Regions from separate parts of the Mus musculus genome. Here all the other regions are linked to region 3. A link is a loop called in an ENCODE intact Hi-C map of the cell type or tissue named here. Cell type or tissue: heart. All regions are shown on one strand. Links, peaks and the distances in the headings refer to the core of each region. The heading gives the core; the rest is flanking DNA. Region 1 has its middle 110 kb from the start of Gm12519. Region 2 has its middle 160 kb from the start of Gm12511. Region 3 has its middle 79 kb from the start of Gm12511. Region 4 overlaps Gm12506 (a long non-coding RNA gene). Region 5 has its middle 47 kb from the start of Gm42291.

The links. Hi-C counts contacts between places; a loop is a spot of excess contacts. Peaks named below come from ENCODE experiments on the same cell type or tissue, not always from the same donor. Only the 100,000 strongest peaks of a DNase experiment are listed, where the experiment ranks them.
Region 1: it touches region 3 in a loop (5-fold over the local background); 6 of 42 quality-filtered maps call a loop at or near these places.
Region 2: a loop joins it to region 3, with 2.2 times the contacts of the local background. A loop is called at or near these places in 3 of 42 quality-filtered maps.
Region 4: it touches region 3 in a loop (2.0-fold over the local background); 4 of 42 quality-filtered maps call a loop at or near these places.
Region 5: a loop joins it to region 3, with 3 times the contacts of the local background. A loop is called at or near these places in 2 of 42 quality-filtered maps.

Annotation. Positions count from the first base shown.
Region 1 is chr4:56,110,430-56,116,935 of GRCm38, reverse strand. No RefSeq gene overlaps it. Among named protein-coding and RNA genes, the nearest start is that of Gm12519, 110 kb to the right of the region's middle. In heart, for the core only: a CTCF peak has its summit at 2,938; DNase peaks (open chromatin) are centred at 2,965 and 3,485; H3K4me3 peaks cover 452 bases; H3K27ac peaks cover 1,225 bases.
Region 2 is chr4:55,729,493-55,735,998 of GRCm38, reverse strand. No RefSeq gene overlaps it. Among named protein-coding and RNA genes, the nearest start is that of Gm12511, 160 kb to the right of the region's middle. In heart, for the core only: no CTCF peak of the experiment used is centred there; DNase peaks (open chromatin) are centred at 2,588, 3,838 and 5,518.
Region 3 is chr4:55,647,889-55,654,394 of GRCm38, reverse strand. No RefSeq gene overlaps it. Among named protein-coding and RNA genes, the nearest start is that of Gm12511, 79 kb to the right of the region's middle. In heart, for the core only: CTCF peaks have their summits at 2,348 and 3,205; DNase peaks (open chromatin) are centred at 2,184, 2,994 and 3,924; H3K4me3 peaks cover 1,756 bases; H3K27ac peaks cover 2,238 bases; H3K27me3 peaks cover 684 bases.
Region 4 is chr4:55,602,608-55,609,113 of GRCm38, reverse strand. Gm12506 (a long non-coding RNA gene) reads right to left here. Exons shown (of 5, transcript XR_390585.4): 2 at 3,324-3,499; 3 at 956-1,061; 4 at 589-779. Among named protein-coding and RNA genes, the nearest start is that of Gm12511, 34 kb to the right of the region's middle. In heart, for the core only: no CTCF peak of the experiment used is centred there; a DNase peak (open chromatin) is centred at 3,963.
Region 5 is chr4:56,359,875-56,366,380 of GRCm38, reverse strand. No RefSeq gene overlaps it. Among named protein-coding and RNA genes, the nearest start is that of Gm42291, 47 kb to the right of the region's middle. In heart, for the core only: a CTCF peak has its summit at 4,037 (motif pointing right); no DNase peak of the experiment used is centred there.

The DNA.
Region 1 (6,506 bases), core at 749-5,748, 460 kb before region 3:
TATGCTTACATGATATAGGGCATTGTGAAAATCACTACAATTACTCTCATTAGTTGCACTTTATGTACACCAATAACCAATTTCACTGTGCACCTTAGCAGTGGGTTAAAATGGGCTAATGCATTGTTATCTTAAGGTTAAGCTTAGTTGCTGTTAAAGAGTTTTCATGAAGTATACAAGTGATACACATGTATTACACAATAGAAGCTACCATACCTGTCCAGGGCAGAAACCTGTAGGCAGGAATAAATCAGAGGCCATAGATGGTGCTTCTATTGGCTTGATATTCACACTGCTTTCTGATAGCAGTCCAAACCACATCTGCAGCCTAGGGGTGGCACCACCCATAGTGGGCTGGGTCCTCCTATGTCAGTTATCAAGCAAGGAAATATACCACAGGCTTGCCCACAGGTCAGTCCTGTGGGGCTTATTTTTTCAGTTGAGATTCCTTCTTCCCAAATGATTCTACCCTGAGTCAAACTGAACTAGCCCACATATTGTTTATTTTTTTAAATCTAAGTTTTGTGATTAATGAGTCATTATTTTTCATTTCCCACTTATTTTATATTTAAAAGTTACATTCTAATTTTAAGGTAATTGAGACATTAACTACATTTTGAATCTTTTAATAATAATTATGTTTGATGTCATATAAAGCATATGGAATTTGAATTTATCAATAAACAAGATGAAGATCAAGTCAATTTTTATCTGTCTGATGATTAATTTTAGACACATTTGCCAAGATCACTTGATCACTGTTGAACCTTTTCTACTTTGGGCTTCCTTAAATACTTGTTTTTTAATTGTGTGTGTGTGTGTGTGTGTGTGTGTGTGTGTGTATGTGTGTGTGTGTAAAATATGGGTCTGTGCACATGCATACAGTGCCCATGGAGGTCTGGATCCTCTGGAGATGGGGTTTTAGGTGTTTGTGAGCCCCCTGATGTGGGTTCTGGAAACTAAACTCAGATCCTCTATAGAACTCCATGCACTCTTATCCACGGAGATGTCTATCCAGACCCCACACTGAATTTCCTATTTTTCAGTATTATTGTGAAGTTCTATGGTGTTTATGGCTAACTTTAGAAGTTCTGTTTCGTTCTACTGGTATAAGTACCCAGTTTTCTAACAATACCATCGGCGATCACAATGTGAAATAGCATTTTTTCTGATAAATTCTTCCACATACCCATTGTTTTAAACATTGGCTTGCCTATTTGCTCACTCCTTCAGCATTCTCAGGATAAACAATTTTCCTAATGTAAGAAAAAAATCCTATTTTGTTACCTTTACACTTATACATTATTTTAGGAAGATTGCTTCCTTATCTGGTCATCTCATCTAGGAATTTAAAACTTCTCTGGATTTTATATACTTCTCTTTGAATCTTCTACAGTTTCATTTAAGTAGCTACACACTGTGGGTTCTGGGAACTGAACCCCAGTTCTCAGAAAGAGCAGTATAAGCTTTTAACTTTTGGGCCATTTCTTCAAGCCAGATTCCTAATAGTGCTGACAACTGTTACTCTTATCTAAGTAGTCATCAAATAGTAATAGTTTCCTATTGTTCCCATAGTTCTCTTTTAAAATCCTTTATTTATTTACTTAATGTATGTGAGTATACTGTAGCTGTCTTTAGACACACTAGAAGAAGGCATCGGATCCCATTGCAGATGGTTGTGAGCCACCATGTGGTTGCTGGGAATTGAACTCAGGACCTCTGGAAGAGCATTCAGTAGTGCTCTTAACCTCTGAGCCATCTCTCCAGCCCGTTCCCATAGTTCTTAATTTATTCTATTTTATGGTCCAAATTTTCAGAGAAACAAGAAACAGTGATGTCACCTGTCCTTTTCCTTTGGTTGAAACCCTTGTGATACTTCATCATGAAGTAAGGCAAGATGATGTTTTGTTCTCTTTTAGAGGGACAAACACATGCTTTTATTACCCTCTTTAAATCTCATTAAAATTATTAGAAAAAATAACCCAGAACTAAAACTGAGATGATGATGATGATGATGATGATGATGATGATGATGTGTGTGTGTGTGTGTGTGTGTGTGTGTGTGTGTGATCTGAGTGAGATTTTAGTACAATAAACATGTTCTGGCTCCTGAGTGAGGAGCAGGCTGACTGGGTTATATGTTCTGGTAGGAATATCCTGTGGTACTTGTTTCTCTTCAGCTTGTGGGTGGCAATTCCCCAATTTAGAGATTTGTTAAAATATGGGGAAATACTCCACAAAGCCTAGTAGAAACAGACCATGAATGTGGAGAAATCTGCATACACCACACCAGGTTTCTTCTACAGGGTGAATGTTAATAGGCAACATCCTTCATGAAGACCTCTACAGCCTTTAATTTTTGCTTCTCTTTTATCACAAACGATCTCATTGTCAAATAGTGAAAAAACAGTTGCAAATATGAACAGAATGTGTAGTTAATAGCGAATGTGTAGCCCCCTCCCCCCAAAAAATCTCCATAGCTTTAGCATTGGTTCATTTGGATGTATAAAGTTTGGATATAGCAAATGTTTTACTGACTTCCTTAAACCAGCTCCATGATGTTTTTGTTTGTGAATTAATTAGAATAAAGAGACTTTTTAAAATAAAAAATTAAAATAACGCAAATGAGATTATTAGCTTCTAGCTGGAAAGGATTCTGACTCTTAATTACAGCCATAAAAATCCCCAATGCTTGGTTTCTTCTGTGAGGGCCTTGTCAGGGCAGCGGTGGGGAAGCTTTGCTGTTGAGGGCAGGAAGGAGAAGGGCAGGGAAGCCACAGGAAGCCTGAGCCACATCTCCTGGCCCCTCCCCTGAGCAACGCTGCGTGTTGTTGCAGTACTGTACTGTTCGACTGCGCAATCATAGTTAACATTCTTCTTCCAGGCACATTGAAAACGTTTGGCTTGCATTCTCCTCGAGCTGTTTTATAAGGGCAATAACCAAGGCCAGGGTGTGCTCTTGTCAGCAGGCAAAGCACGCAGTGCAGGCTGCCAAGAGTTTCCTGCTCCGGGGCCACCCATCCTTGGCTACAGGATGCAGGGCTGGAGCTTAAAGTAGCTTGCGTGGAGCCTGTGCTGGGACTTTCTGTTCTCACAGATCATGCTTGAGATTCCATCCTTCAGCTCTGCAGCCCTGATCAGTGGAGTCTGCTGTGTTTGTGCTTGTTTGGGAGTAGTTCTGAACACATGTCAAAGCAGCCGTCTAAGGCTTAGCTGGGAAAATGGTCTTTGAAGGCTAGCAAGCTGCATTTTCCTCCTGCTAATTCAAGCTCAGAGTTCCCACGAGTCAGCTGCTGGGGAAGTGGGCATTCCCTTCATCTACTCCCTGTGAACTAATTTCTGGAATGGGCTGACAGTGCACATGCCAAGTGGAAGGTTCTAATACTGTTGCCCCACCCCATTTGAAGTCCACCTTGGCAATGGGCAGATGGCTTTTGCGTGTTATTTATTGCCAGGGTCTGTGAAGGGGAGAGTCCCCAGGAGATCGCTGAAGCTGTTTTTGCAGGATTTCCTTTGATTGGAAGCTGTTGGCTGTGCTTTCTGCAGCTGGCTCTGTCACAAAGCAGAGGGCTCAACGCATCCCCCATGAGACAACTGCCATGCCAGCACCAAGGAGGTGCTGGCTGTGAAGTGCCTTGGACGAGAAGATGAGGTGCTGTTGCTGTTGCCTTCATCAGTAAGGAGGCAGCTTAGCCTTGGGAGGAGCGGAAAGAGCGTTGGCGCACATCTGAGAGGTTTACATTGGAATGTCAGTTCTTCTGTTAACTGAAAGCATGACCTTGACCTAAAGTGTTTTCATTTATAAAATAGCAATTGGTAACTAAAAGATTCATCCTGAAACTCATGGCAGAGAACCAATAGGATAAAACATGCATACTTTCTCTCCTTTCTTCTGAGTTCCAAAGCCACCCTGAGCATTCTAAAGCAGGATGGATGACGTCTATAAACTCTCTGTATCTTCTCCACTTATTCAACACTCATCTGGTTGTCATCCAACAGACTGAAAAATTAGAAAAATAAATAAATATACTCTTGTGCATTTAAAAATGTAGATAGTGTATTAGCTGCTAAGGATAAAGAAATGTACGTTGAAGACACGGTCCAATCTCTTGTCTGTCTTAAAAATAAAGGAAAAATAAAGATGTTAAATGGCTAATAAATGTTAAAGATGTTATAGCAGTGGGTACAAGAAGAAAGGGACATATGCAGATAAAGTATTTACTGTACTCTGTGGACTAACAAAAGGCCTTTCAAAAGAGGGGATGGCTACCAGAAGATTGTGTTAAGCTATGGAGGGCAACATCAGACAGTTCCAAACTTTAGAGACAGGAGTCTTGCTGGCACTTGAATTTTAAGTGTCGGAAGATCCATATGCTAAAGGTTTGGTCATCAGATAGAGGTGTTATTGCGGTGATCTTTAGGAGTTGGGACCTTAGAAAGGAAGTGAGGCCATTGGGAGTTTCCTGAGGGCATTATTGGGGCCCTCCTCTCTCTTTCTTTGCTCTCAACCAGCTGCCATGAAGTTACCAACTTAGTTTGACCACATGGTCTTAGGCTTGAGGGTCTGCCTCTCTCCTAGCTCCAAAGCAACTGATCCACCTATCCCCAGAGTGAAACCTCTGAGATGGTAAACTCAAATGAATCTTTCTTTCTTTTCTATACATTGATTATTCCAAGTATTTTGTCACAGTGCAGGAAAGATGACTGATACAATCTTTAAAACACGGAATAAAAGGAAGCTACTCTTTTTAAAAGAATCTATTATCTGTAAAAGGAAGGGTTTAAAAAGTTGTAACATCGGGGCTGGAGAGATGGATCAGTGGTTAAGAACACTGGCTACTCTTAAGAAGGTCCTGAGTTCAATTCCCTGCAACCACATGGTGGTTCACACCATCTGTAGTAAGATCAGACGTCCTCTTCTGGTGGGTCTGAAGACATTGACAGTGTACTCATACATAAAATAAATTAAAAAAATCTTTTTTTAAAAGATCTAGGATCTAACCACTAGGTTACAATAGTCTGTAGGTAAGTTCAGCTCCATCTGTCTCAACAGAATTCCTTTTGGCAGTCTAAGCAGTGGTATCCTAAACCAGGGATAAACTTATAAAAGCCAAGAAGGGGATTATTTAGCTGAAGAGTTTTTTTCAGTTTGTGGCATGATTATCTGCCATGCACACAGCTTTGAGTTTGATTCTTAATTTCACATAAATCAGATATGGCGATGCACACCTGTGATCCCAAACACCCACGTAATGAAGGCAGGAGGATAAGAAGTTCCAGGTCATTCTCAAATGCATATCCAGCTTGGGCTATATGAGACCTATCTCCAACAAAAATAAAAGGGATATTTGATGTGAGGTTCACCAGTTTTGTGTCTCAGACTGGATCTGGCTAGATGATGGTGAATCCCATTGTCTGTTCCTGAAACCACAGGGAAAGCCTGCCTCAGGGTCTCTTCAGAGCCCTGTGTCTAGGGGTTAACTAAGCTACTATAGACAGAGGACTGTAGGACATTTCCAGACTTAACTATAAGAAGGCTTTTATGATTTTCATGCTCTGGAAAGAAGAAGGGCACCAGGCCAGTCATTCACAGAGGAACCACAGAGCTGCAATGCTGAAATTACCCAGGATAGTAATGGGACTAAGATACAGATTTTGATTGTAATCATCTTACAACTTCATGAGGATTGCTTTTACAGTAGCCAATCTTTCTTTACCTAATACATGTATCTAGACACAGCCTAACAGGCATTGTTGCTGGATAGAACACAGGTTAAGAAATCATGAGTGTTGGCTTTAGTCTCATCAAGGCTTTGTTTGGGTGGATAAAAGTCCCACGTTTTAGATAAACGTGGGTAAGACATACTATAGTTACTCTGAGTGATGACTAGGCATACAAGTATTGGGGAAAGCAGAAATAAGATTGCTGTTCCCAGAAGGCTTCTGTCTTTACACATATTTTATGATTTTGACTATTGTTGTCAGCCTATCAGTGTTTAGTGAATTTGAGGTAGGCTGATGAGATTGGAACTTTATATCTGAAGAACTGACCCCGGACGCCACATCAGAAGACTTTGTGGCTGCTGAGGCTGTGGTGAGTGATAGATGAGCTTATCTCACCTTTGGACAGTGCTGTGATGATTCCCTGTGAAACCATGAGAGCACGAGGACAGCAGCAGCCCCCTTCTCACCTTACTACTCACTTCAAACTCTATAGATCACTGCGTTCTCTTGCTTACCCGACACCATATTTCTCATTGGTTCTGTTTCCAAATAAGTGGTTGGACCAAGCCTCAGGAAGGTTTGCTGATGGCTTTAAGAGGATACTTCTCATTATTGGCAGATGGTAAACTAAAAATCAACTGTTCTGGGTGCCCAAGTCCAATTACTATGAATATATCAAATTCTCTCTCATGAGCAACACATAGTCTAAGAAGTGAATACAGGATACGGCCTGGAACATGGAAGAGCAGATTTCCTTGTTATACCTTTTACACCTGGACTTT
Region 2 (6,506 bases), core at 1,013-6,012, 81 kb before region 3:
AAAGCTTATAACCTTATAAACGAACCGCCATAATCTTGGGTGTTTTGATGTCTGGTTATTTCCTCATAATTTTAAGTTCAGTTTGCTAGGTAACTTTTCACACTAATTGGGAGACACAAATGTGAGAGTCACGGGGTGGGCGTGTTGGAGATGAGTTTTCAAGTCCCTTTGAGCAGGTTTTTGTGACCCTACCCTTTAATTGCCCTAAAATAAATCAAATCACCTTCTTCCAAATACTCTCTGACTGAGAGATGAGTCACGGTCCAAGAATGAAGAAAATACTCAGAATCCCAATTGCTTCCTCTACCACAACTTCAGCTGACTTACAAAACAAAAACTCTCCAGATGAATAACACAGTGGAAGCCAGAGCCAGCAGCCAGCCCTTTGAACGTGAGCAAACGGTTGTGGTGTTCTTTTTTCTTTTTTATGGAAGGAACACATCTGGGTGGAAGGAACTGGTTTTCTGTCTTTAGCTTGAATGTTTCAAATGCCTTGTTGGCAGGTAGACAGCCTGACCATTTCTTTCTTGTTAACAAATTGGATAGAATTCTCAAACATGAAAAGACAGAGAGACAGCACAGTTCAGTTCTGGAGGGGTGTCGAGCAACTGTCAATCACAGTTAATAACATAAATTAATATGGCGCTGGAAAACAAAGAAAACAGTGCAAAAGTCGAAAGCACTTTATTCTCCAGCAACCGCTCTACTAGGGTATATATTAGTATTGGTGACTATTCTTCCAGCTGTTGCAGGGAAACGGAAGAAGCAACTCAAAGGAGGAACGACTGATCTTTGCACACAATTTCAGGAGATACTGTCTCTTGTGACAGGGAAAGCATGGCTGACTGCCCATGTGGTTCAGTTCTTGGTGGCACAAGTCCACAGAATATCCTATTCCTATCTTGGTAGACAAGAAAGTAGAAAGCTTGAGTCAGAACCAGAAGTGGATTTTAGCTTCCAGTCTCACTGTCTCTAGTGAGGCACTTCCAATAGGTAGGTCCACTCCTTAGGTTTTCCACATCCTCCCAAAGGGATACCACCAGCTGGAGACCAAGGTTTTGAGCCTGTGAGCTGGTAGGAGACACTTCAGATTTTAACTATGACAGTATTCAACAGAAATGCACACACTAAGATAGTCACAGCCACACCATTCAGAACAGCAACTCAACTAACTGTCAATCACAAAATGGATAAGTAAATAGAAGCACACAGTATTACACACTGAGAACAATGGTAATGTGCTTTTATGGGTGACATCAGAGAAAACTGTCCTAGACATAACAGTGAACCAGAGAAGCCAACTGCATGTTTACTGCAGGACAGGGCACAATGGCTAGCAAGAATCACTGAGGTGCCCCATGATGCATTGAAATGTGTGGTTATAATGCTGTCTAATAAGTTAGCCCAAATTTTGGGTCTTAACATAACAGTCATTTCATTGTTTGTCATGAATCTGTGACTCAGGGCTAGGCTAAGCAATTCTTGTGTTTCATGTGGTTTTTGACCAAGGCCTCTCAATAGTCCAAGAGAGCTCTCCTTACAAAGTCAGTGCTTCAGCAGTCATCTGCAGAAGGCTGGCCTCCACCAACACTGTGGACAGCGTGGCTGTGCATGCCCTTTAATGAGGCAGTCCCTGGGCTAGTAGACTCCAGGTGTTTCTGGAAACAGTTGCTAAGAAACCCACCAAGTAGCATCCCATCTTCTTATGCCCTAGCTTAAGCACCACTTCCACTACATTGTGTTGCATTAGAGAAGTCAGTAAGGCCAGTCCAGCATCAAGAAGAGAAAGAGAGTCTACTGCTTTGAGGAAGGGATATGTGTACATAGAGACTGAGAACTGATGGCGGTCATCTTGGAAACATGCTAACTGTGTCTGTTTGGGCAGTGACTACAGGGATCTCTTCGGTTTGTGACAGTCTAGCAAGCCACACACCTGTGATATGTCCCTCTTCCTGTGCATATAATTGCAACAAAAGGGTTTACATTTGAACTGGATTATTAAGAAGAATAACTCCACTTGCGTTGATCAGGCTGATCTCTTTGTGGCCCTCCTGTGTGTTAGTGGATAGCCCTGCCTCCCCAGAGTCTCCTGACCCCATCCCCAGCTTGAGTTAGAGATGTGAACTCTTTTGGGCTTCTTTTCCTGTGAAGGCTTCATTCCAACGAGGAAGCAAAGCAACACTTGCCTCACACTATTAGCGTGAGGAAGGACGAGACAACTTTAAGTAAACTTCCAGCCTATCTTGGATGCTCCGTGAATGAGCATTTCCGTTCAAACTCTGGCCACTTGCACAGACTCCTGACTCCTCTGCTGACAGGGATTAGGAGTTTAGACTTCTTAGAAGTCCTGACAGGATTCCAGTGAGCCCAAACCCTCCCTCCTCCCTGGGGTCCTTCCCTATAAACAGAGTCCTATAAGTCTGTGCTCTCTCTCACCTGCCACCCTACATGGAGGCCTGGGTCAGATGTGCTGAAAACACTCTGTGGCCTCTAGAACAGGGCCAAAGTCCCACAAGTGAAGTGACAAATGAATCAACTCAGCCAGGGCTTAGTCATTCTTAGGTACTTTCCACACAGACACATCGAGATGGTTACCAGAGAAAAGTCTGCCTGCCGACCTCACAGCTGCCCAGAGAAAATGTTGTTGTAACCTTTCCTTCACAGGGGAACAAGCAGCATCACTCTCCTTTCCTTCCCGTCCTTTCTGGAGCGAGATGCCCTGGCAAGGGAGCTGAAGTGCTTGTTTTTGTTTACCCTGGAGGAAGTTTCCAGATAGTTCTGAATCCAGGGCTTTGAATATGGGGCCGGCCCTTCAAGTCTTAGGCACTTAATGTCTAAGTGCATAAACAACTCCTCAGAGGCCACTGTCACTGGCCATCCAGATTCTCGGCCTTCCCAGCTAGCTCTCTGGTCAACAAGAGTATCCTTTAGGCTTTCAGATTCCAGAAAGACTGTGGAAGACTGTCCAAGCCCCTCACACTGATGTAGAGCGAGCTGGCTTCGCATACTTGTTATCCCAGAAATCAATAGGTCAAGCAGGAAGACTACCATAAGTAGTACCATACCAGCCTGGGCTACTTAGTGAGTGCTGGGTCTGCCTGGTCGACAATATGAGGTTGTTGTTTGCTTGTATGTATGTATATTTGTTTGTTTGTTTGTTTAATAAACAAAAATGTCTTCCCTTCCACCTGAGACATTAGATTGTAACTTCCTGGTCCCCTGTTCTTGCTTCTTAGTAATGGGGATTAAGAGTGCTCACCCAAAAATGGAGGGAAAGGCACATGAAGAAATGATCACAGCCTGGAACTCTCGCCCTCTGCTCCAATTCTTCAATCATTTCTGTGCAACCTTTCTCTATTTAAATTTCCTCTTTTACTTCCTATGTACTATCTCATTCTGTCTCCTCTCCTCTCCTCTCCTCTCCTCTCCTCTCCTCTCCTCTCCTCTCCTCTCCTCTCTTTTCTTCTCTGTTATCTGTATTTTTTTCTGCCTTGTTTTTAAGCCTCAGTCCAACCCCTACCCCATTCATAGCCATTTCTCTGTCTGGTATAGCTTTGGCGTGCAGCTATTGAAAGCTAGCCAGACTCTGGTTAAAAAACGTTGCAATTCTTGGCCGGTGTTTCTCTCCTTCCAAACGAGGGTGATGTTTCAGGCATAGGAAGTCCTGCCATCCATTTAGGCCCCAGGGAAGAAAAATAGCACAGCCTTTGTGTGTGGCCTTAGGTGGATGGTGAAGTGGGCCTCTGCATACTCACAGAAATAAGTCTGGTGTTTCAGAGAATTGTGAAATGTGTGCAGGCAATGTGTCATCCCAACAACAGTGAGTCAGTCTCCAGGCCCAGGCCCAAAGCTGGCTGCCTTTGCTTTCTAAATAGAAAGTGTATTCCTGGCCAGCCAGGCATTAGCAGAGGAGTGGTGGGTGAGTGAATGGACAGAGAAGCAGAGAAGACGTGCTAGTCCATACATCACAGGTTCCCAGGAAAATCAGGCTCCCCCTTTTCGGCCATCATTGGGAAGAGGGGCCCCTTAGTCTTGCAAACTTTATATGCCCCAGTACAGGGGAATGCCAGGACCAAGAAGTGGGAGTGGGTGGGTAGGGGAGCAGGGCGGGCGGGGGGGTTATAGGGGACTTTTGGGATAGCATTTGAAATGTAGATGAAGAAAATATCCAATAAAAAATTGAAAAAAAGGAAAATTTGTAAAAGAGCATTCTTTTTCCTTCTTTCCTAGTCACTTGAATCTGGTGTGTGTGTGTGTGTGTGTGTGTGTGTGTGTGTGTGTGTGTGTGAACTTTGCCCTTTGTCATTTATTTCAGCCTGAGCTTCCAGAGTGACCTTCCAAAATAAAGCCATAAAACTGCGACACAGTGGCCTAGATGACCTGAATGTGATAATCAGCCTCAATCAAATGGAGTTCAAAATCTCATCTTACCTTCCACTAACACTGTGAGAAGAGACAGAGACAGAGACAGAGACAGAGACAGAGACAGAGACAGAGACAGAGACAGAGACAGAGACAGAGACAGAGGCAGAGGCAGAGGCAGAGGCAGAGGCAGAGGCAGAGGCAGAGGCAGATAGAGACAGAGACAGAGACCAAACACAGAGAACATTCATGCATATGTATGGGTATTATTTGGGTATTACTGAGTAAATTTCCAAGCTCTCTGGAATCTTAGCATCACATTAGCTAAGAGGACCTGTCTGTCATGTATACCAGTGCTGTGTGCATGTGTGTGCATTCATGTATGTGTGCATGTCTGAGGGTACATCACTGGGTTTAAAAAACAATCTCTTTAGAGTCTCTGTCAATTCAAAACAAAACAAAAAACCCCTGCCTGCTCTTTCATGAAGTTTAAAGAAGGTAGCAACACTCACAGCAGGCGAGCATGGCATTCAGATGTCCTTATCTAACAAAAAGATGCTGTAGTTTGGAATGAATGTCCCCAGAGACCTATGTATCTGATACTTGGTCCGCATTCTGTGCTGCAACTGGGAGATCATAGGATGCTGAGGACATAGAAACTTGTGGAAGGAAAGGAGGTCATTGAAGGAGAGATTTGAGACCTGCCCATTTATGACCACAGTGATGTACTGCTATTCCAACACTATCAAATTCTGGACCAACAAGACCAGGGATTGAAACCAGGAACAAAAACAAACGTTTCCCTTTTATAAGTTGACTACTTTGGGTATTTATGTCACAGTGACAGAGAGCTGACTACCAAGAAGAGTCACAGCCTTAACTCCTCTTCATTCTCCAGCCTTCGGGTTGTTCTTTGGGTTGTCCTTCCAGAGAGTTTGAGCACTAGGCAACTTCAGCATCAGCAACAGCAGTAGCTACTACAGCAACTTTACCCCATTTGCTAGGGAAACGGAATATTAAAAGAAGACACACAGGACCCAGGGTCTTGTGTGCCAGCATCGTGGGCAGGCAGGGCTCCCTTTCATCCCTGGCAAACCAGATGCCAGAGTCATGTGGCTTCCACAACACCAGAGGAAGTGATGCAACCACCATCTAGCTTTGGGTCAGCCTGGAGAAAAGTGTTCTGTTACAGCGTGGGTGGTGCTGGCTTTCAGCTCAGCCTGCACCCTCTCCTAAGCCCACAGCAAAAGGGCAAGTAGATCCTGCCTCAGAGCAGACAATGCCCATTCGCCTTGCCCTCTGTAGCACTATCCCAGCCCTTACAGAGGGCTCAGCCAGGCCAGTCATTTCTGGCCATGGTTCACCCTTTCCCTTACCCTTGCTCCAACCCATAAGTTGTCCTCACAACAAACACCTGTTTCTTTTGGCAGGGACCCTGTAAGGTCCAGCCACACACTACTGACTTGATATGCACAAGAAGCAATATAATTGACTTCAATTATAATAACTACATCCATTAAAAAAACCTATGTAATGTTCATTCAGCAACCTAGGTAATGTGCAATTAATGACATTACCATATAAATTGTGCAGTGGGTCACTAATATGCAGATTATGTATAATGTTCAACATCTGTATTAATTATAGCACATGCCAGAAAAGTACGGCACTGAAAACTAGCAGTCCTGTCTTGGTTCTAAACCGTTTTGATTGTGCACGAACTCCTTTTTACGGGGGAGTTTTTTCTTTCATTGGAATATTTGCTTCCAGGTCTTTTATGCAAAGATGACCTTTACTGAGAAAAGAGAAGAAACTCTGAGAATCTCGTTAGAGCTGTGCTTGGGTAAACCTGAGAAGGCTCTGTTAGTTATTGCTCTGGGAACACGACCATCACCCTGAGGACGGAGTTCAGATTTCTGGGTTCTCGCCTAGACTCTGGTGATATTTTCCCTGCCAATCACAGCATGTCCACCAGGACATCCATTATCTTGGAAACAGTCATAATAAGCCTCGATGATGCTTACATTACCAAGACATTAAAGAGATGACCTCACTACAGACACCAGCATGCTTTGCAGATTCGAGACAGTCACAGAATTGAGCTGAGTTCTCAATGGGAAGGCTTCTATTCTTCCCTTTATGTG
Region 3 (6,506 bases), core at 530-5,529:
CATTTCCAGCCCCGGCCTTAGGCAGCTCACACTATCTGTAACTCCTGCCCTAGGTCATCCAACGTCCTCTTCTGGCCTTCATGGGCACCTACACCCAGGTTCACGAACTTACACATAGACATTGTGTAAAAACAGGCTGTGTATAGCCTGCCCAAGGTCAGTAAGGGTCATGATAATGAGTTCTACGTGGTTATGACAGCATAAGCCCTCCTCTCACTTATACCCACAGACCCCTCTGACTGACACCAGCCCAGATTAAGGAGGCAAGGCATACCCTTAGCTTAGCTTATTTTGCAAATGAATACATGGAAACCCAGAGTGGTTTGGCCATGATTAGGTCCAATTAGCCCAGAGCTAATGTATCAAAGGAAGCTAAGGGCTTTCCCTGGGTGCTACTGTGTGGACAGAAAGCAACAACAATAGGATTTTCAGTGATGCATGATGTAGAGGCAGTAACAATGTGGGAGGTAGCTGTCTAAGAAACATTATTGCTGCAAGGATCAAATTCTATCTGCTGTGAGTGCAGACCCCACAGCATTCGAACTCAGTGGGCTGGTCTCAGTGCACCTGTGTACTCCTCCCTCCCCAAGTGGGGTCAGGAAAGAGAAAATCCCATAGTGGAGCAACAGGAAGAACCAGAGAAAAGGACCCCTGCCTGGCTGCAGCCTGGATGCTCATTCCCACCCTATGTGATGTTAGCATGTACCCAGCCTTTCCATGTCTTGACCACTGTGGACAAAGTATGTTTGAAAGAGAATGGACAACCTTCTCACCCTCTGGATCCTGAAAGCCCTGACTTCAGCTTGCCTGGAATCATGAGCAAAGGCATTATTCTAAATTATGCCTGCATTGTCGGAGTCTAGCACTTTTCATTTCTTACGTTTCAGAAGGCCGGGTTGACCCGCTGGCTTTCCTAACGAGATGGCAAATGAGATATTTTCCCTACTTAGCTGTGTGATCTTCAGCATCCATCTAACCTCTCAGACCCTGAGTGTCCACATCTACCCAGTGGGAGGAGAGGGGAGGGGAAAGGGGGGATTGGTGGAGGGGAGGGGGGAGGAATAAAGGGAGGGGAGTGAAGGAGAATCTCTCCAGATTTTTGCCCCGTAAGGCCATGTGTGCAGAGTACTAGTTAAAGGCACCACAATGGGCTTCTTCAGTCTAAGGTTAGTGATAGGATCTGGGCTCACTAAGTCCTTTACATGCCTTGTCCTAGCTGACGTGCACAGCATCCTTCGAGCACACTCTGTCTCAGCCCCGTTGAAACTGAGACTCACTTGGAGCCAAAAAGTAACTTCCCTGAGAAAGTGTAGAGCTAAGTGAGAAGGCCGAGAGGTAGGAACTCAGCCTCTGGGTATTGGGATGAGGGCAGACACCGTCAGAGGACAATCTGCCTGAAGAAGACATAATGCTATCTCCTGCCATAACACAACTCAGAACCTGAAATACTTCTGTCGTCCCTCCACCAGCCCCTCCACAAGCCCCAGACCATGTGCACTAGCTGGGGAGAGAAGTGATGGGACAGGGGGCAAGAACAGGCCATCAAGACCCCAAGACTCTGAAGTGAAGGAAAGGAGACATCAGTATCTAACCTAGGACAACCGGGGTGTACTAGAAAACGAGGCCTCCTCGTGTGATTTTTTTCAGAGCACCCAGTCACCAAAGACAGATGTGTGGAGAACAGCTGGAAAACAGCCTTTTATCTGCCACCCAGCAGGTGGTATAACTGGATGATATACTTGGCTCAAGTGACTGTCAACCATGGGAGGGAACTATCAAAAGATTCAACAGTGTTGCAGGGGAGTACAATGAGTGGACAGCAATGAGTTAAACCTATGTCTTTGGAATTAGCCCCATTCTTCTTCTGAGGTTGTACAAACTTGGCCCAGCTGTGACCCTTTCCTGGGTCTCTGGAAGAAAGGTGAGCAAACCTGCCTTAAAGGAGAGTAAGTGACAGTGCTGTGTGAAGCTGCTGAAATATCCCAAAGCTAGGAGCCAGGTGCGGAGCTCACCTGTCACAGAGACAGGGAACGGACTCTTTGCGCCCCTATCTGAGAAAACCCAAACATAAATCATCCTTTGAAAAGGGTGCCTTGGGTGCCTCTCCTTGCAGGGGCTCGAGCCCTTTCCAAACATCCACACCCCCTTTAATCCAGGTAAACACTGAAAGAGAAACGCCTGGAAAAGTGGCGCTTTTTTTGATGTATGCAGGCAATGAACAAATGAGGCTCAGCTTCTACCGTAAGGTCACAGGAGGCTCCTGTGGGTTAGGGAACAACCTGCCACTGACTGTTAGCTAAGCTGCCCTCAAGACTGGAGAGCAGAGAAGCAGCTAGAAAACCCCTGTTGTGTGTGCTAAGTATTGCAACTCGCAGTTCTAAGAGAATGTAAGAAGAAACCGAAGAGACTCGGACAACAGAGCTAAACTTTTATTTATCCCCCTCCTGCTTGATTTGAGTAGGATCTGTTAGTCCAAAAGTAGTAACAGGATACAAGGAGGGAGGAGGGGAGGCGAGATGCTTTAGACATGGAAATTGACGTCTTTCCCCTTCTTTTTAGTTCAAAATCAAAAAGGGAATTCAAGGAGAAGAGACTAGAGCGGGTGGGGGGGGGGGGGGGGGAAGAGAGGAGAAGAGAGCGAGGAAGAGAGGAGCCCGGAGTCGTCCGCAGTCCGCGGGCTTCCTACCCGCAGAGCCAGGACCGAAAGCGCTTTTCCGCAGCCGCCGCGGGCTCGGAGCTTTTAAGGGTTTCTAATCCTGGAAGGCTGTCTGACATCACCCCGTTTCTTGTCGGCTGATGTTTCGTACAAGCCTCTCATTTCCTCAGCGATCTCGGAGCCGCCAATTACTGCCCCGATCTGGTGTTTATGTTTGCCCGGTCCTGCGCCTGGCCCCGCGCCCGCCCGCGAGCCTGCGCTTCCCTGGCCGCGCGGCCCGAGGGGGTGGGTGGGGGGCCCTGGCCCGCGCACCCCAGCGCAAGGGAGGGGTCCCCCTTCATTTTTTTTCATTGACTTCAGCACCATGTGATCAGGAAGTCTGGCCTCCCTCCATTTCCCCTCCCGACTGAAGGGAAACATTGTGTAGCAGCCTGCCGCGGCCACTGGTGGGATGGCCTTCGCTGGCCTGACGTAGGGGGATAAAAATAACCGGCATATTTAAGGCCGGAGCAGGAATCCCGGCGCTCACACGCGGCCTGGTCAGTTCCCGACGCCGCCAGCAGCGCTCTGCGCAGCATCCTAGCTGCTGCGCCAGCCAGCTCGGGAGTGCCTGCACCGCACATCTTGCCCTTGACCTGGGGACCCAGGCCTTGGAGAGGCACCTCGCAGAGCCCTACCCTCTCCATCCTCGGCGGCCTTGCGTTCTGTGTGCTGCCTCCCTAGAGATGAGAAAGGAAAATGCACATCAGGATGGCCTCAGAGAAAGTGGCCAAGAAGCCTGATGCTCCCAAGGTTAATACAGCCTTTGTCTCAGGGGAAGGTGACAACAAGCTGCCACTCCAAAAGCTGCATGCCTCCAGCCAGGCTCAAATCAAGTCCCTTCTACACCTCCCTTTTATACTGGAACTGCGTGTTTCGAAGATTTACAAACATGTGGGAGAGCGAAAAAACAAAGCAGCAGCATTTATCAAGGCCAACTTCATCAAATAAAACAGAAAAGATCCACCATCATCACTACGCCCCTAGAATACCTAGTAGTCTGAAATAATATGATTTCCCAGTAACTTGTCCAGCTGTTGCCCACCCCACCCCACCCTACCCCACCCCCAGCCAGAACACTCAGGCTGCCCCCTACAGCCCTTCACTGGGGCCGCCAGCTATGCAGGGACCCAGAAAACAGAAAAGGAGGAATATTCCTTGTGCCTAGATGTGGAAGCCCTCATATCCCACAAGCACCCTCCCTCCCTGTGAATCTGTCTGCAGCTGGCATTCTCCTGCTCATGCCCTCGGGTAAACCTAGTGCCCTGTACAAGAATTTCGGACCTCTTATTTTTACACAAAGGGAAACTGAGGCTGGGCGAGGTGAGTCAATGTGCTGATAGGACTTTCTGCACCATCTCCGTTCAGTTGCATCATCCATGCCGTGGCGATTTCTCACTTCGTGGAAGGAAGCCAACTCAGTTCTGCTGCCCCTCCTCCTCAGCTCCAATCCAGCCCAGCAGAGGTGAGTTCTCTGACCTGTGGAAACCTCACCTCTGCTCCATACACAAGTTTTTACTCCCAATTAAAAATGAGAAGTCTCCCTGTCTTCCGTTGTCTAAAGTAACAAGATATTCCAAAATTTCTGGCACAGTGACTCTCCTAAAAAGCCAAATGTTATGAGGAAAAGGAACGGACACCCTCCCTCCCTCCCTCCCTCCTTCCCTCCCTCTCCACTTTTTGGTATTACAGGGATGACAAATATCTATTTGTCCGGGTGGACGAGGCAAAGAAGTATTCCCTAAGAAAGACTGAGATTTAACCACCTCAGAGGAGGAGACTCCAAGGATAGATGTGACTTGGCTGATTCTGCAGCTCCCAGCACACTGACTGACAATTGCTGTTCTTGACCCATAATAATTAGACTGAATGGATAGAAGGGATGAGGGAAGCCAGGTACAGCAGATCAACCGAGGTACATCAGAAATGTGTGGTCTGGTCAAAGCTTTAGTGACTAGTGATAGTCACATTACCATATCCCTGGAAGGTAGATGCCATTGTCCCCGCTGTGAGTGTACAGAAAGTGCCACAATATGAAAGTCTGAGCACAGCATTTGAACCCAGACAGCTTACTTCCAGAAGCTGTGTTCTTAACTACTAGGCTAAATTCCAAAAAGCTGAGATGTCAGAGAAGCACCCACCCTTCCCTAGGCACCTCCTTGGTTCCATGAGGCTGAGTCCTGAAGAAGAAAAGGCTTTGTCTCTCAAGGCCCCAGGTCTCAGAGAGAGAAGCTTGAACACACAACTGGACTACAAGTACCTCACAGGCAGACATGGCACACCCTCTTCTCAGTTACCCTACATCGCTGACACAAATGTCTGTTGAAATGGTTACTCCTTACAGAAGCCAACCTCTGGACCATCAGCCATCTTCCCTATTTGCATCGAATGTAGCTAATGACTATGACATCAATCAAGCCTACCTAGCTGCTTTTCCTCTGGCCTGAGAATATCTGAGGACAGAAATAGTGACTGGCCTGGTCAGTATGGGGACAGTGGCCACTCACTTAATATTGATAATGGATGCACACAACGCATTAGCCCTTCACTGCCCTCCTTATCGATCAGTATAGGCCCCTGGTGACCATCACTCTGACTTTCAGTGTCTCAGCACCTCATCTGCTGCCCCACAGAATTTGCCACAGATGTTTTTTGACTTCCTTCTTCTTTCCCATAAACTCACGAATGCAGAAACCACCTCGATTTGCCTACCACAGTACACCCCACTTGGATTAAAGTGCCCCACACATTGTGACGCTCAGTAAACACTTAAGAAGTCGATGAGCAAACGAATGAGCAAGTGAATGAAGGAGTATGCAAATGCATGAATGGATGAATGGATCAACATTGCGTGAAGCAAGCCTTATCTCTTCATTTACAATAAGTCTATTCCAAAAGTCAGTCGGGACTATGGAAAGCCACTGAAATAATGCCACTGCCCACGTTATATTCATAAAGTAAGTGCTTTTTGTTTGTGACCACTCCAAATCCAAGACTCATCCATATTGAAGATAAAAAAAACGACATAAAAGGGGGTCATTGAATGAGGCCCTTCTTCTCGTACAATGTGGGCTCCAGTGGCCACTATCGTTAGAGCTACACACAGACTCTCTTTATGCCTCTCTGTTTTCATTAGCTCGGGTAACTTGCCAACGAGTGATCCTTTGGGGCTGAAATTTTCCATGCTGGGTCTTGGCAAAAGGTGAATTTTGGGGAAAAGTTTGAATAAAATCCCTTCAGCCATTTTTTTTTTTTGGTTTGATGAGGATTAAAAAAAATACATTTTTTCCCTCGCCTTTAATTGAAGACATTTTTAGGCCACAGGAAATGCCAGTTCAGTTGAACTTTGAAAAAAAATGGAACTGAGATCTAAACCCACCTAAGGAAACAGGGGAGATCATTTGGGACTCAAGAAATTTTTTTAATTAAAAAAAAAAGTCCAAAAATGTCCTTTAAAACTGTGTTGCAGCAGCTTTAGCACCCATGGTATCTGCTCTCAGAGCCTGGGCTGTATAAGTCTCTCCGTTATTTTAGCAGATCACAAAGGCTCGAGCCATTTAGAAGGGTTATAAAGCTTGGATTTCAGCTCCTCTGCCGTGACATATGATAGCACTTCTCGCTTGCTTTTGTCTCAAGAATCTTTCTGTACCAGGAATATATGGTTTGAACAATCGCCTCTAAAGAGAACAAAGCTGGGGTTCCTGGCACGAAAGGATCGTTCCTTCAAAGCCAATCACGCAATTTGCTTTCGGGAATTTTCTCAGACAAATGCTAACTGGACTATTTTATCTGGTATTAGATTTTCTCAATA
Region 4 (6,506 bases), core at 868-5,867, 46 kb after region 3:
GTTGACTCTGCATCTTTCTTCTCCCCAAGGCCAGTGTATTGAACTGAGCATATGAACTTCAACCGTGTCTCCCTTCCTCTCTCACCTCTGTCCTAGGCTAAGCAGACATTCCCTTCCCCACCCCCACCCTCACCCCCTCTCTTTAGTTCAAGTGCCAAGAAGAAAGCTATGCCTTCCTGAGAAGTTTAGGCGCCTGGCTTGCTTGCTTCTTGTCCTAGATGGAGCAGGCACTGACTTGGGGAAGGATGAAGTACTTAGGAAAACTGAGGAAGAGAACACCTCTTCCTCAGCCCAAGACCATCCCAAACCCTGATTCTGAGTGTGAAGAAGGGCATGGTTAACTGAGCCTGGATCTGGTGAGCTGGGCTATGCAGCCGCTCACTTCAGCCCTCTTGTCTGTGCTCCCTGCTCTCTGCCCAGAGGTCCTTGGCTTGCCATGAGGAGAGACATAAGATGTTGCCTTCTTGGGGGCAGTGGGCCAGGGTATACTGGAAACACATCACAGCATCTCTCTCCTGAGCCCACAACCCCTTCCTTCTGCTTCATGCCACCCACATGCCACCCACAATTCTCAGGACAAATACTAACCTCCTTTGCAGGCTGCTATTCTAGATGTGGGGCGTCTGGCCATCATGTCCTGGAGACTCCTCCATCACTCTCTCCTCCAGTTGTAAAAATGTTAAATGTGAGGAGGTCTCAGGGCTGCCTTCTTCATATGGGAGACTGGGGCAGAGAAAACATCCCAGATTCAAAAGCATGCTGGGCTACAGAGTGAGATCCTATAAAAAATAAAAATATAAAAACTAAAATTAAATAAATAAATAAATAAATAAATAACAAGGCAGGGCCAGGGATGCAGTTCAGTTGGTAATATGCTTACCTATGTGCTTGCCTAGAGCACATGAGGCCCTGGTTCCTCCCCAGCACCACATAAATTAGGTGTAGGGATGCCTACCTATAATCCTAGCACTTAAGAAGTGGAAGTTTGCAGATCCGAAAGTCAAGGTCCTCTTCAGCCATGCAACAAGCTTGAGACCAGCCTGGGATATGTAATGTCTTGCCTTAAAAAACAAAACAAAACAGTGTGAGAAAGCAGTCAGCAGGTTTTCCAGTCCAGGGTCAGGCAGTCCAGAATGAGAAGTACCAGGTTCAAGCCTTCCTCTTCACCCTTCCCCTGTGTGTGAAATGGGCGTAACCCCTCCCATCACCTGCAGGTATTACAGCAAATCTATCCAAAATCTTTTCCATGTCTCAGAAGTCACAGGCTCCTTCCCAAGAGCCCTCAGACAGTTTCAGCTTTCTCTCATGCCTGATATGATGTTGCTCTGTCGTTCTCCACAGGCACAGAGCTAGAAGATGGAACCAGGTCCCCAGGCTGAAATGTGCGTGGGGTGTCAGGGGAAGATGAGAAGGGGCACTGCCTCCAGTGTCTTCAGGGAAAGTTTCATAGAGGCAGATAGCTAGCAAGCAAGTGAATCGGTTAGGAAGAATTGACCCCACAGAACACACAGCCAATCAGCAGGGCATCTCTACAGGACAGGAGAACTTGGCCCAGACCCAGATAGCTGTATTCACCATCCTGATCTGACACTAGGTCTTGACTTACTTGCCTATAAAATGGGAACACTAAACAGTGCTTGACACCCAGGGTCCAAGAATTCTTGGAATGATGCCCAATGCCTAGCTAATTCTATGGTCTTGTTCACTACTGCCCAGGGCTTGAAGTACGTTATCATCTCATAGAATCTTCACAAGCCTGGGAAGAAATAATTATTCCATAGATGAAAAACCTGAGGCCCAAGTCCCTGTGCTGGGCTGCAGCAGGTCAGGGGTTTAGAAGCCCCTGTCCTTACTGACCTCACCTTGGGCTGTAGCAGCCACTCCCCACCCTCACCCCAAGAGAGTCAGAAGAGAGAAAGATAATGTTGAGAGGAAGCAGAGGTGAATGAGGCAGCAGAGAAAAGGACTCCCTGGGAACAGCTCAAAGCCAGAGAGCTGGCAGCAGGACAGGCTGGGCCAGGGGCATCTTCATCCCCAGGAAGGAACATTAGCTATAGGCTAGGGACCAGCATAGACCTCCAAGTCTTTCCCAGCAATGCTCTGAGCAAGTCTCTGAGCCTCCTCCTGCTGCAGACCACACCCCCAGTCAGCAATGTCAAGGGTGGACAGAGAAGGGGAGAGGGATAGACCCAGCTAGGATTCAGCATAGACCTAGCTCCAGGGTTGACCACGGCTCAGGAAAGCCCTAAGACCCCCTTTCATTCCCAGGCTCCCAGGGCTCCAGGTATCACATCATTCTCATCACAGAACAGATGGGGGAGCTGACCTGGAGGGGACAGAGCCACCACCCATCCTGGCCCAGGTTGCCTAGCACCTGGCCCAGCAGCCATCTTTGTCATCACAAGGATCAGCCACACAGCCCAGGCAGAAGCTAGCCTCCGCACTGGAAAGAAGAGTCCCCTCCACATGGAGACGTTCTCCCTTGGGACTCGGTGCCCATTCCCAAACCCAACAATTAATAAGCAGGAAAGGGGCTACCTGAGCCTGCCACAGGGGCCTACATCGTTGGCCACAGAACATGACAAGGAAAGTTGAAACTGGAAAGCATTACTAGCAAGATCAGAATGTGAGTCTCCCCATACCAAATTCCTGGTCTCTGGAGCACACACATATAAGACCCAGAGTTCTGCTTTAGGTCAGTCCCAGCTAGCAATTTACACTATTCTAGAAGCTTCATTTTGCCTTTTGATCTAATAGGTCTGAGGTACAGAATGGCACCATGTGTGTGTGTGTGTGTGTGTGTGTGTGTGTGTGTGTGTGTGTGTGTGTGTGTGTGTGTTTGTGTATATGTGTGTGTGCTCACGAGAGGGGGGGTGGTGGGAGAGAGGAGAGAGGTAGGTGTAGGGACAGGGAAGATGTTCATTCCATAGAAAAAAAGCGTCCAGTGTCTTGGGCCATGCTACCTTTCAGGACCAGGACACAAAGCTAGTCACCAAACAGGTAAATACCTTCCAGGGAGAGGGACACCATCCACTGGGAGGCCCTGCTGTCTTATGGGGGCGGGACATAGCAGGAGCATCTAAGGTAAGTCTATGTGTTGACTCCGGTAGACAAGGATCTCCCCGAGGTGCCTGTGAGAGCTACGGCCCTTTCCTGGTCCTCAGAGGGTTTGGAAGGAACCTCTTGAAAGCAGTGGCTCAGGATGCTCTGCCCCCTCCGCTTTCTGCCCATACAGCACACACAGAGGCCCCTTGGGAGCTTCTCCTGAGCTTGGGGGGTCTTTCCTTTTAATTCATCCAAAGAGGGGGCTGCACCAGTGTTACCTCGTGATCCTCAGCCTGTGGGGACTTGAATTATGGGGACTTGACTCATGAAAGGACTGCTCAATGAAAGCCATCGATTCCGGCTCCGGTGGTTCCTCGGGAACACCATGATGATAAGCATCTAGACGACTCCTGACTGTCCTCTACATCAGATGAGGCGTAGGAGATGAAAGGACCTTGGAACCAACATACCAGCAATGATATCGGTCTTATTATCCCTCATAAAAATGGCACCAGTTAAGTGTCTCTCTGGGAAAGGCCATGGCTGCGGAGCTCCTAGTTTTAGCGGGAGTGCACGGTAGGCCAGGAAAGCCATCTGGGCCCTGAAAGACCTGTAGCTTCAAGCAGCCCTCAACAGCACTGGCCTTGTTGGTCTCATTCCCCGGCTTAGCACTAAGCTGAAAAAGAAAAAAAAAAAAGAAAAAAAATGGGGTGTCCTTAGTACCCCTGTCCTTCAGTTGTCCAGCTGTCTGTTAGCTGTAGCCAATGGATTACCAGGCAGGACGGAAGCCCTGTCCAGCCATAAATGACCACTGGCTCCAGGCTGGCCACCCGCCCTGGCCGCCCGCACGGAAGGGCTGGACTTTACCCAGCAAATCGGGAAGGAACTGGAGCCTCTGAACTTGGGACTTGGGCTCCATCGATAAGCCAGTGGACAAACAGAGGGCAGGGGCCAGAGCTCCCCTTTATACACACAGAAGCTTGGCTCCAGTCTGATACATCTAGATCTTTGCCCTTTAGTTCAAACAGGAAATCTTAAAATGGAAAATGAGCTGCGTAAGGAAGGGGCGCGGCCACCAGCCTAAAGGGAAAGACAGCAGGTTGTTGGCAGAGAGTACTGGGGCTTCTCGCAGAAGGGAGTTGTGCTGCATGGTATGTTTAAAAGAATTCACCAACTGTAGATGCCAGACAGCAAGCAGGCAGGTGAAGATGCTCTATGGACAGCTTAGAGCCAGGGAGAGTCAGGAAGCTGGCTTGAGTCACAGCCTTCTTCCATGAGGAGTCTGTGGAGAATGGTGTCGCCCAATAGAACCTCAGCTTCTCCATCCATAAATAGGGCTGGCAATAGCATCTCCCTCCAAGTACACGCAAAGGCATCCAAATGAAGCTGTGCACAGAGTGTTCGGATGGCCAGCTTTGCATCCTAATGAGGCCCCTCCCCAAGAGATATTTCACAATCGAGGGGGGAATCCAAAATAAGATCTCTGGCTCCCCATGCCACCCCCGTACACCTCCATGCTACCCAGTTCAAAGCAAAGAAAATTGGGGGAAGGTAAATAATTAGAGAAGCTGAACGGGTCTCTCTGCTGGGGGAATCCAAGTAATTATTCACCTGTAAATTACTCCTCTCACATTAATTCCACCTCTAGATCCTTCAGACAAGAGAAATTCATTTATTTACGTCTTTAACCGGTCTGCTTTGGTAAACAGCCCAACAAGCTTGCATGGCCCATTAAAGCGGGGAGAAGCGAGACAGCAGGAGAGAAGGAAATTAACATGTGGTCATTACTGGCATTTAGAAGATTACCTCCAAGGGTAATTAATGGGGAATCAAAGCCAAGGCAGACCTCATACTCAGCCAAAGGGGAGGCCATGGCAGCCAGAAGGGGCCTGCAGGAAACCTTGGCTGCAGGTGTCCTGGCATCCCACTTGTGAGATGGAACCTTCCAGCAATCTTCCTTTCTGCCCTAAAGCAGTGGTGTAGGCTATGCACTGAGTGTAGAAACAGCTCTCCCTATGTAGTGAGGTCATTCTTGATTCTTACCACCAGCCCCCACCCCTCAAAAACCCAGACCTCTCCAGAGCACTCTCAAGCCAGCCTGGCTATTTCTGGACCTGGCACATGGACACCCATTAAGTAGTTACTGAATGAATGAATCCACACAGCTGTTCATTCTAGTGCCATAAAGCCTCTCAACTCTGCCTAAGCCCATATTCAGCCCCCACCCCTGCCCCACCCCACCTATGGAACTGACAAATCAAACAAGCTGATCATCTTCCAGCTCCAACCAGAGGGGAGAAAGTTGTAAATTTAGGCAGTTTTCCCTAGGCTCAGACAGCCTGGATTCGAAGTCTAGGTCAGCCCCCAAATGACCTGTGTGGCCCTGGAGACGTGGATTGACATCTCTGAACTTTAGCTTCCTCGTCTACAAAATAAGAATGGAAATGGCAGCTACCCAGTCCTTATTGCCAGGTGCATTGCAAGTTACTGGAGAAATGTATGCCATCTAATAAGCATGCACTGTTAGCTTCAGCTAACATCATTCATGACATCCCGCCAAGCTTCTTGGTGTCCTCGAATGAAAGACAAAGAAACTTCTTCTCATGTACTGTGAATACCGGGCCCCAGATGCCTCTCAGACTCAATCCTCACCACTTCCCATCCCTCTTCGCTTTAGCCTCAAAGTCCTTCTGGTTTCTCAAAAGCTTTCTCTACCTCCACAGCTAGCACAGGCTGCATCCCAGATGCTGGCAGTCCAGGGTGAAGCCCCTGGGGAAGCGACTTCACAGGAACCCATCCTGCAGAACACTTAAGAGGCTGGAGGCTAGCCTCCTTGGCTGGCCTTTCCAAGCATATATGTGGTCTAGAAGCTTTCTACTCACCTTGACACACTCAACAGCCTTGGGAGCGGGAACGTAGCTAAGTTTTAACATGAAGAAGCTGTGGTCTCCAGAGGGGGCAGTGACTCAGTTATGGTCACCATATAGTGTCAGAAGGGACATTATCTGAAGTTTCCCAGGCTGGGATATAACTCAGAAGCTGGTAAAGTATTTGCCTAGCAAGCAATAAGACCCTGGGTCTCGGTTGTCAGCACTTCATAAAAGCAGTCATGTTGGCTCATGTCTGTAACCCCAGAACCTGGGAGATAGAGGTGAGGGATCCAAGACCCAAGATCAATATGGACTACTCAGTGAGGCAGATGAAAATAGAGAATCAAGGTCAGCTAAGCCAGACACAGTGGTGCAAGGCTGTAAATGCAGCTGCTCTGGAGACTGAGTCATGGAAATGCCAAGTTCAAGGCTAGCCTGAATCTCACAATGAGTTCAAGACCAACTAAGGCACCTTAGTGAGACCCTGCCTAAAATATCAAAACAGAAGACTGCAGAGATAACTCAGTGGTGGAGAGTTGTCTGGCATGCATTAGGCCTAGTATTTAATGACCAACACCAAAGGGGGCGGGG
Region 5 (6,506 bases), core at 1,027-6,026, 710 kb before region 3:
TAGCAGGTATCTGATGTGGGTTCTTACCATGAGAGAGGAAAGCAGTGTGAGCTGCTGACAGTGGAATCAACCGTTTCCGTCTTGGGGGAATTCATGAGTTCAGTGGAAGCACTGTAAGGGAAATCCTAAGATGCTCTCATCTTCTGACTGACTTCAGACCGACTATGTTTCCTCACAGTATTCTAATGATGGATTCCATTTCGGTACAGTTCGTGTTTGCCTTAAAAAACCCAACTTGTGGACATTTTTGTCCTGTAAAACCAAATGCAGATAAATAAGCTACATTCTCGGACCCCAAAATTCAATCTGTTGAAACCACAGCTCTCTCCCCTACCATTAAAATCATTTTTAAAATTCCAGTTTGCGGCTCTACTTTGGCAGCCACCATTGATCCTAAACTAGGTTGTGCTATTTTGAAAAACAAAAAAAGTATTTTATTCAGATCTATTTTTCCTTGTCAACTGCCTTTGCCACAAAAGACTAAGTCTGTCTCTGTAATTACAGCGAGAGTTCAGTTATAGAGCACGTTTACTGGGAACCTTAAAAGGAGCCTGGGTATTTTAATGAGTATCTAAAACATTTTTCTGATTCTTGTAGTAGTCCTATTTTCAAATAAAGAAACCTGTCTTTAAAATGAATGCACATCTCCTCTGTAATATGAAGACACTGGAGTTCCTTAACATTAAAGCAACCAAAGTGAAAGACACAGTCTCAGCTCCAAGTAGGCTTTTTGTCTGATGGAGAGGGGTGGAGATTGAATTATAAGTGTGGGAAGCAGAACACTAGTGCTTAGTTGCTGATTATTAAACTATGACTTACACTTTTCATGCTGTGAATTTTCATCTGTAAGGTATGTCAACGAGTCCTCCAGCTCATAAGCTTGTGATGGGACTCAAGGGAAATAATCTTTAAAAAATTGTACTGAAGGATTTATTACAAAATCCCTGCACAGCATTCTCTGGGAAGCATGGGTTTGCAGTTAGATAGGGAACTGAACAAGTGTGTGTGTGTGTGTGTGTGTGTGTGCGTGTGAGCATGTGTGCGAGTGTACATGTGCATGTGTGTGTATGTGCATGTGAGCATGTGTGCGAGTGTACATGTGTATGTATGTGTTTGTGCATGTCTGTGAGCATGTGTATGTATGTGTGTTTGTGCATGCATGTGTATATGTGAGCATGTGTGCGAGTGTCCATATGTGTGTGTTTGTGCATGTCTGTGAGCATGAATATGTATGCATGTGTGTGTGTGTGTGCATGTGTGTAGGTCAGAAGTGGACACTGGATATGTTCTCAAGTCCCTAGCCTTGTGTTGTAAGTCCTTTAGCAATGGAATTATCTTCCCAGCCCCTGAATACTAGTTCTGTTAAGCAACAAGCTGTGTGACTTGCCCTCTGTTGATTTACCTCTCTGAGCCTTGAATTCCTCATTTGTCAGTATAAGACCATTCTGAGTGATGACAAGAATGGAAAGAGAACACACAACATGTGTTCAAGAATAGTATCTCTTATTACTTCTCTCCACTGAACGGGGCATTCATGTCTGTATATTCAAGCTATAAATACACTGCGCTCGACCAGGCACTCTTGGAACATTTGACTCAATAGATTTTCTCCTTTCTTTATGAAAAATTGATACTGTGGGCAGACTTGTGGCTGCCCACGTCGTTAAGTTCAGAAATAAATGTCCTCGACCACAGACTCCTGTCTCACCTCCAAGGCAGCTCAGTTTTTCAGTGTATAAGTGAGTTGAGTGTGCTCTTGACTGCAAGAGACATCTCCATCTCTTAGAGCAGAGCCAGGGCCAAGGGAGCCCTGGGGCCTGAGTGACTTTCAGTCTGTTGTGTCTAGGGACTTTCCCCGGGCCAGTGTCACTTTTACATAGGAGTCCAGACGTAAACATCGCCAGCAAGGGGATCAAATGGGCATGGAGTTACAGCATGGAGAGCGAGGATGATGATAAACCACAGTGTATGTGTCCAGCTGGGGAATAGCCACTCTTGGCTCTGCTGATGGTTGCTAGGCAGGAATGCTGACACGGTTTGTTCTTTGTCCTGTTTGTTTGGCTCCCCAGATGTCACAAATTTTAATTTCAAATGATACTTTCCAGCGTTGACTGCTGACCACGGATGCAAACTGTACCTAAGCTCTGCGTGTTTACGGTTTTCATTGGCTCATCGGTGTGTGTCTTCTGCCTTGCAAAGGATCCCTAGTGACACACTCTTTTATCTATATGAACATGGGACACTTGGAATCAGTCATCTTTCAAGGACATTACTTCCCACCTCTCTGTGCCCTTTTACACGTGCCTATACATGCATATGTGTGCATGTGTGTGGAGGCAAGACAACAGCCTGAGCTGTCATTTCTCAGGCTCTTCTCTCCAGAGAGCTGTCAATCACTGTCCTGGAACTTACCAAGGAGACCAGTAAGCTTCAGGTATCCTCCTATCTTTACCCTTTGAGAGCTGAGATTACAAGTGGGAGTCATATGCATGACTGTATTTTTAATATGGATCCAAGATATTGAGCTGAGCTCCTCCTACTTAGAATGCAAGCACGTTATTAGCTGAGCTATCTCCCCAGCCCAGCTGTGAATACCTCTTTAGAATTAATAAATAGTTCTCCTCTAGTCTTATCTCTTGATAACAATTGTACTTTTCTAGCCATAGTTGCTACAGAATGAGAGTATTTCAAAAGTGGGATGGATAACTCATCTCTGCGTTTACATACCCAGCTTGCCAGTTTTCAGGATGAGATGGCAAGTTCTCATTCAGGCGTGGCATTCAGCTACATCAGATCCTTCTGGCTTGAGTACATAGGCATCACCAATGTACAATTTGCAGGTTACGAATCCAGCTGGAGTTAGCTCCTGGGGCATCAGTATAGAGAAATAGCTTTTTGGCTCCCTTCATCCAACCTTGTAGGTCAGGTAGCCAGAGGGGAGGCTCATTCCTTAGGGATGAGGAAACAGCAAATAAAGCAGGTGGTCAGCCAGTTTACTCTTTGAAACATCGGTTTGGACTCATGGGAATAATCTCATCCAGTGTCTGTTACAACACATTCTGAGGTCTTAGAGTTGTCTCAGAGAGAATGGGAGCTTTGAAATAAGGTTACAGGCCTCATCCATAAGGGAGCGATAGCAAGGAATGTGAGAAGTGATGAGAAAATTATTCCAACAGCTAAAGAATATGCTACCAGCATCATTTTAACTTTGAGCAGGAGACAGCCCAGAGTCTCCCCTGCTCAACCCCCTCCCCACTGTGAGGGTCAAGCCAGCTTGACTCTGATGTCCTCAGGTCCCTTTTCTGCAGCCAGCCTGGTCAGTAGCAGCTCTGCCTCAAACTTGACCCCTGGCATCTATCTTCTCAAGGTTCTGCAGGTATTTTCAATTGCTTGTTCAAAGACAGAGTACCTTGAACTGCTTTGAAAGTGAGGTTGAGTCATTTGCTATCTTTGTGTATGTACTGGCAATCATGCTTGTGTGTGTATGTGTGTGTGTGTGTGTGTGTAATCTATATATCTATATTTGTATTTGTGTTGTATGTGTGTATGTGCGAGTGCATGCATATGAATGTGAGATCCAGAAGTTGACACAGAGTGTATTGTTGATATCGAGGGTCAACATATTCTAATGCTGTCAGTTACGAGTGAACAATACAAAATTACCAAGTAAGAAATTGACAGAAGTGAACATGCTCAGCTCAGTACCCTTGAATGGGACTGGGCAAAAAAGAATACACAATTTCACATTCCCCTCTTCTCCATTAGTGGGCTCCAACTCCCACCTTCAAAACTAACACTTAGTTCTTCTAACTCAGATGTCTTTCTCTCCTAAAAGCCAACCAAGACTTTGGGATAGTAATTTCATGAAGAACTGTTTAAATATAAAGATCCCTTCCATTAGCTGAACCATAGATCCCATTACTGAAATAATGGGTGAGGCATTCCCTCGCTCCAGTTATATTTTTCCCTTCTTTTATGTTTATTGATTTATGCTTTTAGCCTTTTCTTAGTTCTGGTTTGTAAAAGCTAAGTATTCATTCATTTCACTAGGTGGCACTAGACATAACTCTGCGTTTGGCTAGTGCCAGCTCGGAAACTCGAAGATCTTTGGAGGGAAACATTTCTCAGGGCCAGAAGTCATCAAGTTCAAACTGGGATATAGCAGTTGACTTTGCTCTTTCTTCTAGCCTTTATCTGTGGTATTGGAAGGAGCCACTTAGCAGGACAGAGAGCACGCTGAACTTGAAGCCTCACTACGCAGCAGGAGGACTGTGCGTTAAGTAAAGACCCTCTCAGCTTTGCACTCTGCCACATGTCTCACTTCCGTAGAGAAGTGATCGTCCTCTGTTAAAGCCGCTCTATATTCCTTGCCCTTATCCTGCCATTACTCTTTGTCTAATACTTTGACTTATGAGCCCTGAATATGTGAATTATTTCCTGAATACTCTTATATAGATACTAAAAGCCAGATTTAGTCCTTACATAGTGTTGGGACATAACCAGTTCCTAGGAATACAAGCCTGATATATTTACCCAGCACTTCTCTTCCCTCTATGCTGCACATTCTAAAGGATTCTCTCAAAAGAGAAGATAAAGACCTTATCAATCTGTGCTTTCCCACTCCTCAGTCACTTGTGCTGTTAACCTACCTCCGCCTATCAACTGACTTGGCTTTACAATTTAATTAACGACTTCATATTAACCACAGTGTGAGGGAAAAGATATAAATCATTACTAAAAGTTTCTTCCACACAACATAGCCATCTCTATGACACAGCTGTGTTTTCCTTACAAATTTACCCTTTGTAAAGGCACCAGATGATCCATAGACACCCACTACTTTGGTGACAAGACTATGTACACTAGTATGCAACGTGATTATTCTTGAATACTATTAGAAGAAAGCATATGCATTTCCATAGTGCCCCACAGAAGGAGAAGTTGCATCCGATGTGTCTTAGGTCTGATGGATATTATAAGCAAAGATGATTTTCTTCCTGACTTGGATCAGTAACAGATGGCCACCGGGACAGGGCGACGCTCTTTTCTATTGGTCCGTCCAGTTAAAGGTTTGTCAATGTTGTTAGCTTTACAGCAAAACAACTTTAATCCCATTAATTTGTTTTCTAATTTTATATTTTCTTTTGCATTTGTTTCTGCTCAACGCTTCTTGCTCACGTTTTTCTCTATCCCTCGGAAGGAACCTCCAGTATAGGTGACTTCATCTGTGACTTTCCCTCTAAGCAAGGCCTAAGTTCTGTTGCATAAGCTTTGATATGGTGAATATCTTTCATCTTAAAGTATTTTCTAGGTGTATCCTTTCATTTCTTTTTAACCCTCTGATATTTTGTTTAATTTCCTCACATTTCTGATTTTTCCTCTTACCCATTTCTGAGATTATTCTGATGAATTCAGAAAACATACTTTGGATGATTTTAGCCCTTTTAAATGTCTTTATGTACTTGTTTTATGGTTAGAAATATAGTCCTTTCTGAGAATTTTTTAAGTTTTGGAGGAAAATATTTATTTTTTAAACAGATTTATTTATTTTTAATTATGTGTGTATGTATATATGCATGTGTGCATTAAGCAGACTGCATTGGATCCCTTGGAATTGATGTTCCAGACAGTTGGGAGCTACCATGTAGGTGCTAGGAAACAAACAGGGGTCATCTGCAAGAGTAGCAAGTGCTGTGGTCTCCTGAGCCATGTTTTCAGCCTGAACAACATGACTCTGATGCTTTGGGGAGGAATAGTCGCTCAGGCCCGTAGATATAGGTGGTGTCTATAAAGTTCTACATTTCTACATCCTTCTTCTGCCCCAGTTTCTGCATCACTGGAAAGGTGATGGTGAAACTTACCAGTTACACTGAGTTGCTCTTTAGCTCTGTAAGCTTTTGTTTGCTTTATTTTCAGCCTTATCATTATAAGTACGTATGTTTATAGTTACTGTACCTGACTAATGGAACACTGATGGACTGATACTTATGTTATATAACATCAGTTACTTATATGGTATAATACTTACATTATATAACATCTTTTTGTTTCTATTAATAATTTTGACTGTCTATTTTGTTATTAGCAAAGCCAACCTAGATTTTTGCTAGTATTTACATACTATATGTCTGTTTTTTTCAAATTATTTAAAAATACTTTGAACCTATAGAAATGTGTTTCTTGTAGACACTATGTGGTCAGATCGTGAAAAACTGGTCCTCACAGTTTCTAACCTTTAGTTGGTGTAGTTAGTTCATTTCTATGTGATATAATTGGTAAGTTAGGACTTACCTTTGCAATCTATTTGTTTTCTGATCACCCATTTTCTTCATAGTTCTTGTGTTACACTGTTATTGAATTTTTGGTAGAATAAACATTTCTGAGTGTATCACTCGATCCTGTGTTGTGTAAGTGCACATATGCAATTATACATAAATGTGTAGAATTTAGAGTTCTTTTTAGCATTGGGCTTTGGGATTACAATCAATAGGATCATCATTTAAAAC